3 separate regions of the Homo sapiens genome follow, and regions 1 and 2 are each linked to region 3. The links are chromatin contacts, found by Hi-C or POLR2A ChIA-PET in ENCODE. All regions are on one chromosome and are shown on one strand. The core of a region is the stretch at or near the end of the contact, and the rest is flanking DNA. Distances in the headings are between cores, read along the strand shown.

Region 1 (3,318 bases), core at 526-3,025, 470 kb after region 3:
TCCTAAAACTCCTTCTAGACATCTTGGCTACATTGTGGTGAAGATCAAGAGAGACTGGTTTCCACACAACCATCAGGGCCTTCCTCTTCTCCTCCCCAGTCAGCACAAGCAGGGCTTCCTTCAGTGTTCTGGCCACAGAAATACATATTTTAGCCAAATGATTGATGCCATAAATGGCCCCAATCTTTAGGTGAAATTTCCTCAACCCTACACACCAGAAGATGCCTTCATCCTGTAGAGGTTCAGTAATATAAAATACCATAAATGATTAATAAACATAACATTCCTGTGTCCATACAGTGAGAGTGAGTGAGGAGATGGGGGCTGTTCAAGACCTGTACCTTGCCCTGTAAAAATCAGGATGAGCCATCCCCTCCCCCAAATTAACACTGAGAACTACATAGTTTTTCCTTTCCCAGTAGCTCATCAATGGGTTTACGTCATTGGAGTGCTTATTGAAGCAAAGAGGCTTGATGACTTTTTTACCACTATACTTTTTATATAAAATGACTATTACTGCTTATTTGTATAAGATTTTAGCCACTAAAGTCTCTATTCTTATGAGATCAACTTGCCCAAGGCTATACAGAACCCTGGATTTATCTGTTAAGGTTGGATAAGTCTTTGCAAGGAGAAGACCTGTGGAGTCAGGAGAAACTGGGCTTGCAATGCACAAGCTCAAATTACCAAAATAGAGCATTTGATATTTTGGTCATGACTGAGGGCAGGCATATTTGTCATTCTAAGTTCAGTCATTCTAACTGCATGATGAATATTGGAAAGCTAATGAGAAGGAAAATAACCTGTTGAATTATGGTAAGAATTTCCTCCTCTTTTAAAAATAGTGACGACTGGCTGAAAAGAAAGGTGTTATTTCTCATATTTGGTTTCCAAAGCCTGAGAAAAGCAGGATGTGGTCTTATGACCTATTGACTCCACAGACTTCATAAACATGGATTCAAAGTAGTTTCTCTTCACTGGAAAAGGAAACAGTTCTAGAATGCATTTATTGCCTAGCTGTTGAATATCTACTAAAACTTGGGAGTGTCTAATTGCAATAAACCAAGGCTACATGAATCAACTCCTCATTTCCATGCTGCTCAGGGCAAACTCCCTTAAGTTACAGGAATTGCCCTATCTGCTTCTTCCCTGCCCTCCTGCTGAATTTTGTTCCCAGCCTGTTCCTTAAGCCTTCAGTTTCCTTCATGTCTGCTATCTACTCCTACTACCTGAAAAAACAAAACTGGAAACAGACCAATCAAAACCATCACCTTTGCTTTCTGTTCAAAATAATCTGAGTGACTCCAACCCTGCCCTGTCCACGCCCACACCTGGCCTTGTTGGACAGGTTTGCCTTTACTCTTATTTTACAGATAAAACAGAAACCCAGCTATCTTGATGCTTCTTGCCTCACTGCCTTTCCTGCAAAATCTCCACCTTCCACCCCTACATGTTTTATGGTGGAAGAGAAATTTATATTGCTGTACCTTTCAGCCCATCAATTTATTTTTATTCAAAATTTTTCCAAGCCTTGACCCCTACATTTACTTATTTCCAGAATGTAAATCCATGATCCTCATGACTTTTATTGAGGGCAGGCATATTTGTCATTATAAATTCAGTCATTCTAACTGCATGACGAATATTAGAAAACTAATGAGTAGGAAACAGAACCTGTTGAATTACAGTAAGAACTTCCTCCTCTTTTAAAAATAGTGACAACTGGGCTGAAAAGAAAGATGTTGTTTTTCATGTTTGGTCTCTGAAGCCTGAGAAAAGCAGGATATGGTCTTATGACTCACTGACTCCACAGACTTCATAAACATAGATTCAAAGTAGAATCCATGGGATAGAATGAGAGAGCATTCAAAATGCTCTCCCATTTTTCCTCTTTATCTGGATTTCTGCTGTTACTATTCATTTCATGGATACAGAACCCCACTACGTGCCAAGACTATTTGTATCCACTGTGTTGACTTCTTTGACAGCTTTTTGTCCCAATTCCTGTTTCTCACCTCACCAGTCTTCATCAGATCTGCATTTCCTACCAGCATGTGCACCCTCACCCTGCTCATCTCAGAGCCCCAGCACTCCATCCCCACATCTCCCTATTGAACCATCCCCTCGCTTCTTTCTTTACTGACCTGGTGCCATTTTGCCATAACCACTGAACCAACTCTTGACTGTCAACAGGATCTCTGATGTCTCAGTCAATAATTTTTCACTCAATCCGTTATAGTTACACAATTTGTAATTTAACAGAGTCCAGGTTTTTTTTCAATCGTTTCATATAATCCACACATACATTCATTCTTTGAACAGATATGTCTCAGGCACTCATTTCAAGTACCATGCATTGTGCTAAGTGCTGGGATGTGGCTCAGAAAGAAACCAGACAGGATGTCTGCCTTCATGAAATTCACAGTCTAACAGAAGAGCCATATAAACAAGCAAATGTACAAATAAATATGTAATTACAAAATAAATTACAAATGAGGCTCTATGAAGAATACTAAGAGAGAATAATGAGGAACCAATTGTCGATTAGGGGCATCATGGAAGTGCCCTCTGAGGAAGTGGCATTGAAGCTAAGGTGTGAGGGATGGGTAGGAATTAACCAGGTGAGAGAAGAAAGTGAGTACAAAACAGGAGCAATAGCATGTACGTAGTGCCTGAGACAGGAAAGTGCTGGGCAATTTTGAGGACAGGAAAGGCCGGTGTGGCAGGAGCAAGCAAGAAAGTGGTTCTGAGAGGAAGCACAGCAAGATAGCTGAATAGGACCCTCCAATGATCTTCCCCCTCCACAGGAACACCAAATTGAACAACTATGCACACAAGAAAGCACCTTCATGAAAATCAAAAATCAGATGAGCAATCTCAGCAACAGGTTTTAACATCCTATCAAGGAAATAGGCATTGAAGAGGGTAGGAAAGACAGTTTTGGTTTTTTTTTTGACTTTTACTTTCAGGAGTACATGTACAGGTTGTTATATAGGTAAATTGCATGTCACAGGGGTTTAGTGTACAGATTATTTCACCATTCAGGTAATAAGGATAGTATCCGATAGAGTTTGTTGATCCTTGCTCTCTTCCCACCCTCCACCCTCAAGTAGGCCCCAGGATTTATTGTTCCCTTCTTTGTTTCCATGTGTAGTCAATGTTTAGCTCACAGAAAGTGATCTACATGTGGTATTTGGCTTTCTGTTCCTGCATTAGTTTGTTTAAGACAATGCCCTCCAGCGCCATCCATGTTGCTGCAAAGGACATGATCTTGTTCTTCTTTGTGGCTACATAGTATTCAACGGTATATAACATTTT
Region 2 (2,981 bases), core at 77-2,576, 300 kb after region 3:
GAAGATAATGGTCTGGAGAAAGGTTTAAGGGTCAGGAGACAGTAAAATGTCAGGAAAGCAAAAAGTTGTAATAAACTAATATGTGCTGTATTCCAGACACCTCAATAAGCTGGATGTCCATAGAAACAATTGGACACCCAGCTTGTTAGCTTAAATGCTGGCTCCATAAAATCAAGTCTGTACAGGAGGCTTATTACTGATATTTAGTAGTAACGACTAACATCCAACTTTCTTTGCTTAGTTTCATCTGTGCTCAGGGCAGCTCAGTGAGGTGGAAGGCCAGTTAATCACTAGTTTCATTTTACAGATGAAGAAACTGAAGATCAGGGAGCTAAATGACTTGCCAAAAGTCACCCAGTTATTGAGGTCTGCACACAGTAAACGTCTTATAAACTAGGAATGCACGGTACCGTGGAGATAATTAGAAACTTAGACCCATCCTGTAGCCAAGAGACGCTAATCTTAATTATAATCTTTCTTTAAAATCAAGCCAATCTGGAGGAAAAAAAGATATAATAAACGGTGAATGAGACCTTTGCGGACGTCCACACCATTACAGTAGGTTAATAACAAGAAGAAAACAATAGTTTTAATCCATGTCTCAAAAATAACTACGGATGGTTAATGTTTAGGATCTCTACCAATATCACATTAGAGTTCAGAAAATCTGAGACCCATGCTTGGGAACCAGGTCTTACTCTTATTTAGGGAAGGGAGCCGAGGTTCTGCCGCTTTTGCTGGGCAAGAGCGCGGTTCGGGTGTACAGAAACAGCCTCACGTGGCTAGCTGGTGCCTCATGCAGTGGGTAGGTTTCCCGTGGCGAGCGGTAGCGCTGACCGCCGGCCAGAGAGCGATGAGCACCTGCAGAATCCTGGGGGCGGGGAGCCCGGCAGGAGACCGCGAGCACCCGCACGCCGCCAGCCACACCGGGCCGACCAGACAGCGCCCCTCTGTGGCGCAGCCTCCAATTCTGGAGGTCCCAGCTCCCGGAGGGGCCAGTGGGGACAATCAGGACCAGGCGGTTTATTGCAGTGGTCCCTCAAAGCTAGCGGGAGGCGGACACGCGTCGAGCACTGCCCCCACCGTCTCGCTTTTGGCCCCCTGCTTTGCATCGCGGCACAGAAACTTTCCCTGCCCGGGACGCGTCCCCACCTCCGTGCTCCCCCTCCCAGCTCACCGAGGACCCCCGGTGCGACGAGAGCCAAGAAAACCCCGAGCAGGCCCGCGGCGCCCATGCCACGGCCGAAGCCCCCGCGGCGGGATGCGTTCCGAGACCCGCGAGCGTCCGGCAGCTCTGGGAGGGCAAGGCTGGAGCAGCAAGCAGCTGTGAGCCAGGAGAGGCGGGCCCTTAAATAGTGTCCGGCACACGTGCTAGTTCTGAGCGCACACCTGCAGGCGGCCTGGGGGCTGACGCGGCGCCGGTGAGGGTGGGACAAGCGGGAGGGACGGCCCGGCACGAGGTGGGCGGGGAGCTCTGAGCCACTCTTTGGCTCAGACTCACCCCTCGTTGCGGTGGCTTCCCCACTTTTTTGACCACGCAACCCACTACACTCACTTGTTTCTCTTACTAGAACTTAAACAAAACTTTCACAAGTTAGTACTCACCCTTAGTAATCTACAATGTTCGTCCTCTGTGCCATGCTGTGTTATGCTAGACTAGGCTAGGCTATCCTATTCTTATTAGAAATCCACCAAACTCATTTCAAAACCTATTAGTGGATTCATCTCCCAGTTTGAAAAAGCAGTGTAAGTTTACTTAGGGAATTTAGGAACAGCAGCCACTTCTGCTCTGTTCTTTATTTTGAAGTAATCTCTACAGAAAAGTTTCAAGAGTACTGCAGAGAATTCCCATATACTTGTCACCCAGATTCTCTGCATGTTAACATTTTGCTGTATTTTCTTTACCATTCTCTATTCTTTCTCTATAGACATATATGTACATATATGTGATTATATAATTATAATTATATAATTATTACTTTGGAACCATCTAGCATTTATTCCTATTCTAAATGGTTCACTAAGGACTTTCTGTTCCATAACTAGAGTGCAATGATCAAAAATAAGAACTTAACATTGACACAAGACTATAAGCTACCATCTGTATTTAAATTTTGACAATCATCTCAATAACCTGTGTTATGGTAAAAACAATAACAACAATAGAAACCAACCTTTGTTTTTCCTGGTCCAGAATCATTTCAGGATCATGTATTGTGTTTGATCATTATGCCTTCCCCCCACCCCCAGTTCTTTATTCTGGAAAAATGTCCTCAGCATTTTTGGTATTGCATGACCTTTACATTTTTGACGAATACACCACAATTATTTTTGGAGAATGACTTTTAAGTCCGTTATCTATTATAATAACAAATTACCCTGAAGGTAGTGGTGTAAAGCAAGAATAAACATTTATGATCTCACAGTTTCTGTGGGTCGGTCAGGTGGTTCTGGCTTGGGATCGCTCAGGAGATTGCAGTTAAGACACCAGCTGGAGGTGCAGTCATCTGAAGGGTTAACTGGGATAGGCGAATCCACATCTAAGATGGCTCACTTACCAGCCTTTGGCTGGAAGCTTCATTCTTCACCACGTGGATTTTGCCATAGGGCTCGCTGCTTGTGTGTTGAGTGTCCTCGTGACATGCCAGCTAGCGTCTCTGAGAACAAGAAAGAAGAAGCCATAATGTCCTTTGTGACCTGTCCTCAGAAATCACAATATGTTAACTCCAGAATATCCAATTGATTGTACAGATCAGCCCTTTTCAGTGTAGGAGGGCAGTATACGTGGATGGTAATGTCAGGAGACAGGATCACACCCCACAATTTGGATTTGTCTATCATTTCTTCATGATAGATTCAGGTTATTGAATCTAATTATTTGACAGGAATACCAGAAAGGATGTCTTATCCTTACGGGGAGGCATATGTTGTCTATTTGTCCTATTACTGGTGGTGGTAACTTTGATCACTTAGTTAAGATG
Region 3 (2,833 bases), core at 197-2,696:
CAAGGTTTTGCCATGTTGCCCAGGTTGATCTTGAACTCCTGGGCACAGGCAATCACCCCGCCTGGGCCTCCCAAAGCGCTGGGATCACAGGCGTGAGCCACTGCGCCTGGCCTAGCATGCATTTTTAAAAGTATTGATTCCATTCAATGAAATACAAAATAAATTTAGTGGGATAGGCCTTAAGCTTTAGCTTATGAGCTGCAGGGGAAAACAAGATTAACATTATCTGCCTTCCTTTGTTAGGATACTAATTTCTCACTAGGTTTGGCTACCATTGTTTTTTAGGTTGTTTCACATCTCTCAAATATGACTCAAAGTAATGAAAAGAAGGAAAACAATGTCAAAAAGCCATTAGGCAATGGAATCAGATACTATCTATATTGGTTGGGAACAGGAAGAAGACTCGATGGCCCACCCACCCCCCAAAAAAGCAGCCATTTACAAACTAATAGGAGCTCAGGTAACACGGAGACTGTTCACAGAAGGCACAAAAAGCATGGCGCGCCCTTACCACCTCTCTAACCCCAGGCACCGAGAGCCTGCTCTCACTCAACATGCCCTCCCTAGCCCCAGAGTCCGCGCTCACTCCATTCAAAGCAAACAGTTGAGCTGTCTTGCCCACAGTGAACTCTGCACACAGGCCACTTACGCACAGCACGCTCCCAGCAACACCTGGCCAGGCCCCTGCTCGCCCAGCCCAGCACATGGGGCACAGCAGACGCACTGCAACCCTTACCGCGGGTACTGTCCAAGCCCTAATGAACACCCCACTCACCAAGGCACCAAGGGAACACAGGGCAAACTCTCACCACGGACACAGCACGGGCCCTAGCAACACTCCCACGCACCTGTGCACTCCAGAACAAGCCCTCACCTAGGGCGCCCAGTCCGCGCTCCCCTGGCCGACTGGCTCAATCCCGAAAACACGATTCACGCTTTTTTTAGGGACGCAGCCAGATCCTGCGTAAATGCTGGCCGCGCACACGACGCCACCAAACAAGCTTCACCTCGGGCTCTGCGTGGTCCCCGCATTCCCCGCCACATACCCCCGGGATCTGAGCACTGCACCCCTCAGAGAACCCTGTCCCCAAACAGGCACGGCCTGCTGTGAGCCCCGCCCCGCGACTCTTGCCCGACTGAGGAGAGCTCTAGTCTCGCCGCGGACGCGCGAACCCGCCCCGGGGTCCTACCGGAGAAGGAGTACAGCAGCAACACCATGGCCGCCAGAAGCAACCCAGGAAAGCGCCAGGAAGGAAAGGGACACTCGCGGCGGCCGGGAGGCTCCATGCGCGGCGCGGAAGACGCTGTTATTTCTCCGGAGGAAAGCAGAGAAACCGAGAGCCAGCCGAGCAGGGAAGTCCCTTCTGGGTCCAGATATGGGACGCAACAATCCCCAACTCACAAAGCATCCAGTGCTGCAGGACAGGTGGGCGTGGCCCGAGCCGCGCCCGGGGCGGAAGTGCGTCGAGTCACCAGGGCGGCTGGGGCCAATCGGCGGGCCGCGGGGCGGAGCCTCGGCGTTCATGGGCAGCCCTTGGCCTTCGAGAGGTCAGGGGGAGGCCCTGGCGGAACCTAACAGAACAGGTTCCCCGAGGCCGCCTTTTTTCTTGCTAAGCCCTTGGCCTACCATCCCGGAAGCCTGAGGCGTCCTGCGGGAAAGGACTGGCTCGCCGTCATATTTGTGACCCAGGCAGGGTGGAGAGAAAACTAAGCTGCTTTGGTAATAGTTTCCGGGAATTCGGGAGTCAAGAATAAAGCACTTCGACCTAAAAATAGAGATCCAGAGTCTAGACAGGGGGTCACCGTGGGCTAGCACCCCTCAGGGTTAGTTTTATCCTGGGGCACTGCAGGCTGTCAGGACTGCCTGGGCCCTTACTTGGTATTTGGCATTAGTCAGGCATTATTGGGAACAATATTTGAGTTTTTCTTGCTTGAATGCCTGCTACTGGATCGTCTCGGGGCCGTCTTGTTTTCACAATCTCAAAGGTTTGGCTTCTGCACTCCCAGCCCCTAAGGTAATTTGCCCTTTGCTCCCCTCCCTGGAGGGGACCCTTCCGAATCTAATTTATTAAGCAACACCAGGCAATTAGAATATTGAGACTCTATGGGGCCCTTGCCCTTGAGCAACTAAATTTTTTATTGAAGACGAAATATACATGCATGAACAATGTAAGGACAAGGGTGTCCTAAGTGCCAAATTCCTGGAAGCAATAAATGCAGAAGGATTCGGATGGGTAGAAATTGTTAGGTGAAGAGTGGATAAGGGGGAGAACTTTTCTGGTGAAACAATCTGAGGAACAATACTGGAAAATTAAGAATGAGCAGGATTGATTTGTAGGATTGTGAGTAAACCGGAATGACCGGTAAAAGGAAAAGGACATGACTGACATTAAAAGAGCAAACAAAGAGTTGACATTTCTTCCCCTCAGATTGGCAAAGAATTAAAACGTCAGCCAATGTGAGTGAACGTGTTGCAGGGGGACCAGCACTCTGTAACATAACTTTTCAGTATGTTAAAAGTCTTAAAGTGGACATGACTTGTGTTAGGCTCTCAGTTCCCAGAGAAATCATCAGAGCTGTGATCAAAGCTCTGATGTGATCAAAACTCTGATGTGATTAATTTTTGAAAAAATGTAAACCCTAAGTGTCTAGCAAAAGTAATAAAGAATTTCTGGCAGTTACCTTTGTGTGATGGAATTCTATGCAGCAAATATTGCAAAAGAATACCAAATATGAGAAACTATGATATCATTGTAAGTGGAAAAAGCAGAGTCCAAACTGGCATGTGCCTTTTGGCAGTCCTTTTATTAAAACAAAAGTACCATATTGATAT

The links. Hi-C counts contacts between places; a loop is a spot of excess contacts on that map. ChIA-PET counts read pairs that join two places held with the same protein, here RNA polymerase II (POLR2A). Pooled maps may share reads with other maps.
Region 1: a loop to region 3 is called in a map of endothelial cell of umbilical vein, with 3 times the contacts of the local background. The contact joins the enhancer-like site here to the promoter of CD46 in region 3. A Hi-C loop is called at or near these places in 1 of 168 maps with a recorded cell type or tissue (endothelial cell of umbilical vein).
Region 2: a loop to region 3 is called in a map of OCI-LY7, with 2.0 times the contacts of the local background. The contact joins the promoter of CR2 here to the promoter of CD46 in region 3. A Hi-C loop is called at or near these places in 1 of 168 maps with a recorded cell type or tissue (OCI-LY7) and 3 of 50 pooled maps. POLR2A ChIA-PET finds 5 or more read pairs at or near these places in 2 of 52 experiments (MCF 10A and PC-9).

What each region holds. Positions count from the first base shown.
Region 1 is chr1:207,280,693-207,284,010 of GRCh38, reverse strand. The region is part of intron 2 of LINC02942 (long intergenic non-protein coding RNA 2942); the gene reads right to left. All of the region lies in intron 1 of LOC107985251 (a long non-coding RNA gene), which reads left to right. Among named protein-coding and RNA genes, the nearest start is that of CD55, 39 kb to the left of the region's middle. Within about 2 kb of position 1,775, at least 7 of the 41 ENCODE cell types and tissues checked have a DNase peak (open chromatin) inside an H3K27ac peak, as active enhancers do; they include endothelial cell of umbilical vein, where a contact is called at or near this core.
Region 2 is chr1:207,452,673-207,455,653 of GRCh38, reverse strand. CR2 (complement C3d receptor 2) reads right to left here and starts at 1,326. Exons shown (of 20, transcript NM_001006658.3): 1 at 1,178-1,326. The coding sequence starts at 1,235. RefSeq lists silencers at 768-877, 1,258-1,487.
Region 3 is chr1:207,750,667-207,753,499 of GRCh38, reverse strand. CD46 (CD46 molecule) reads right to left here and starts at 1,446. Exons shown (of 13, transcript NM_172351.3): 1 at 1,191-1,446. The coding sequence starts at 1,287. RefSeq lists silencers at 559-916, 1,496-1,605 and an enhancer at 1,186-1,395.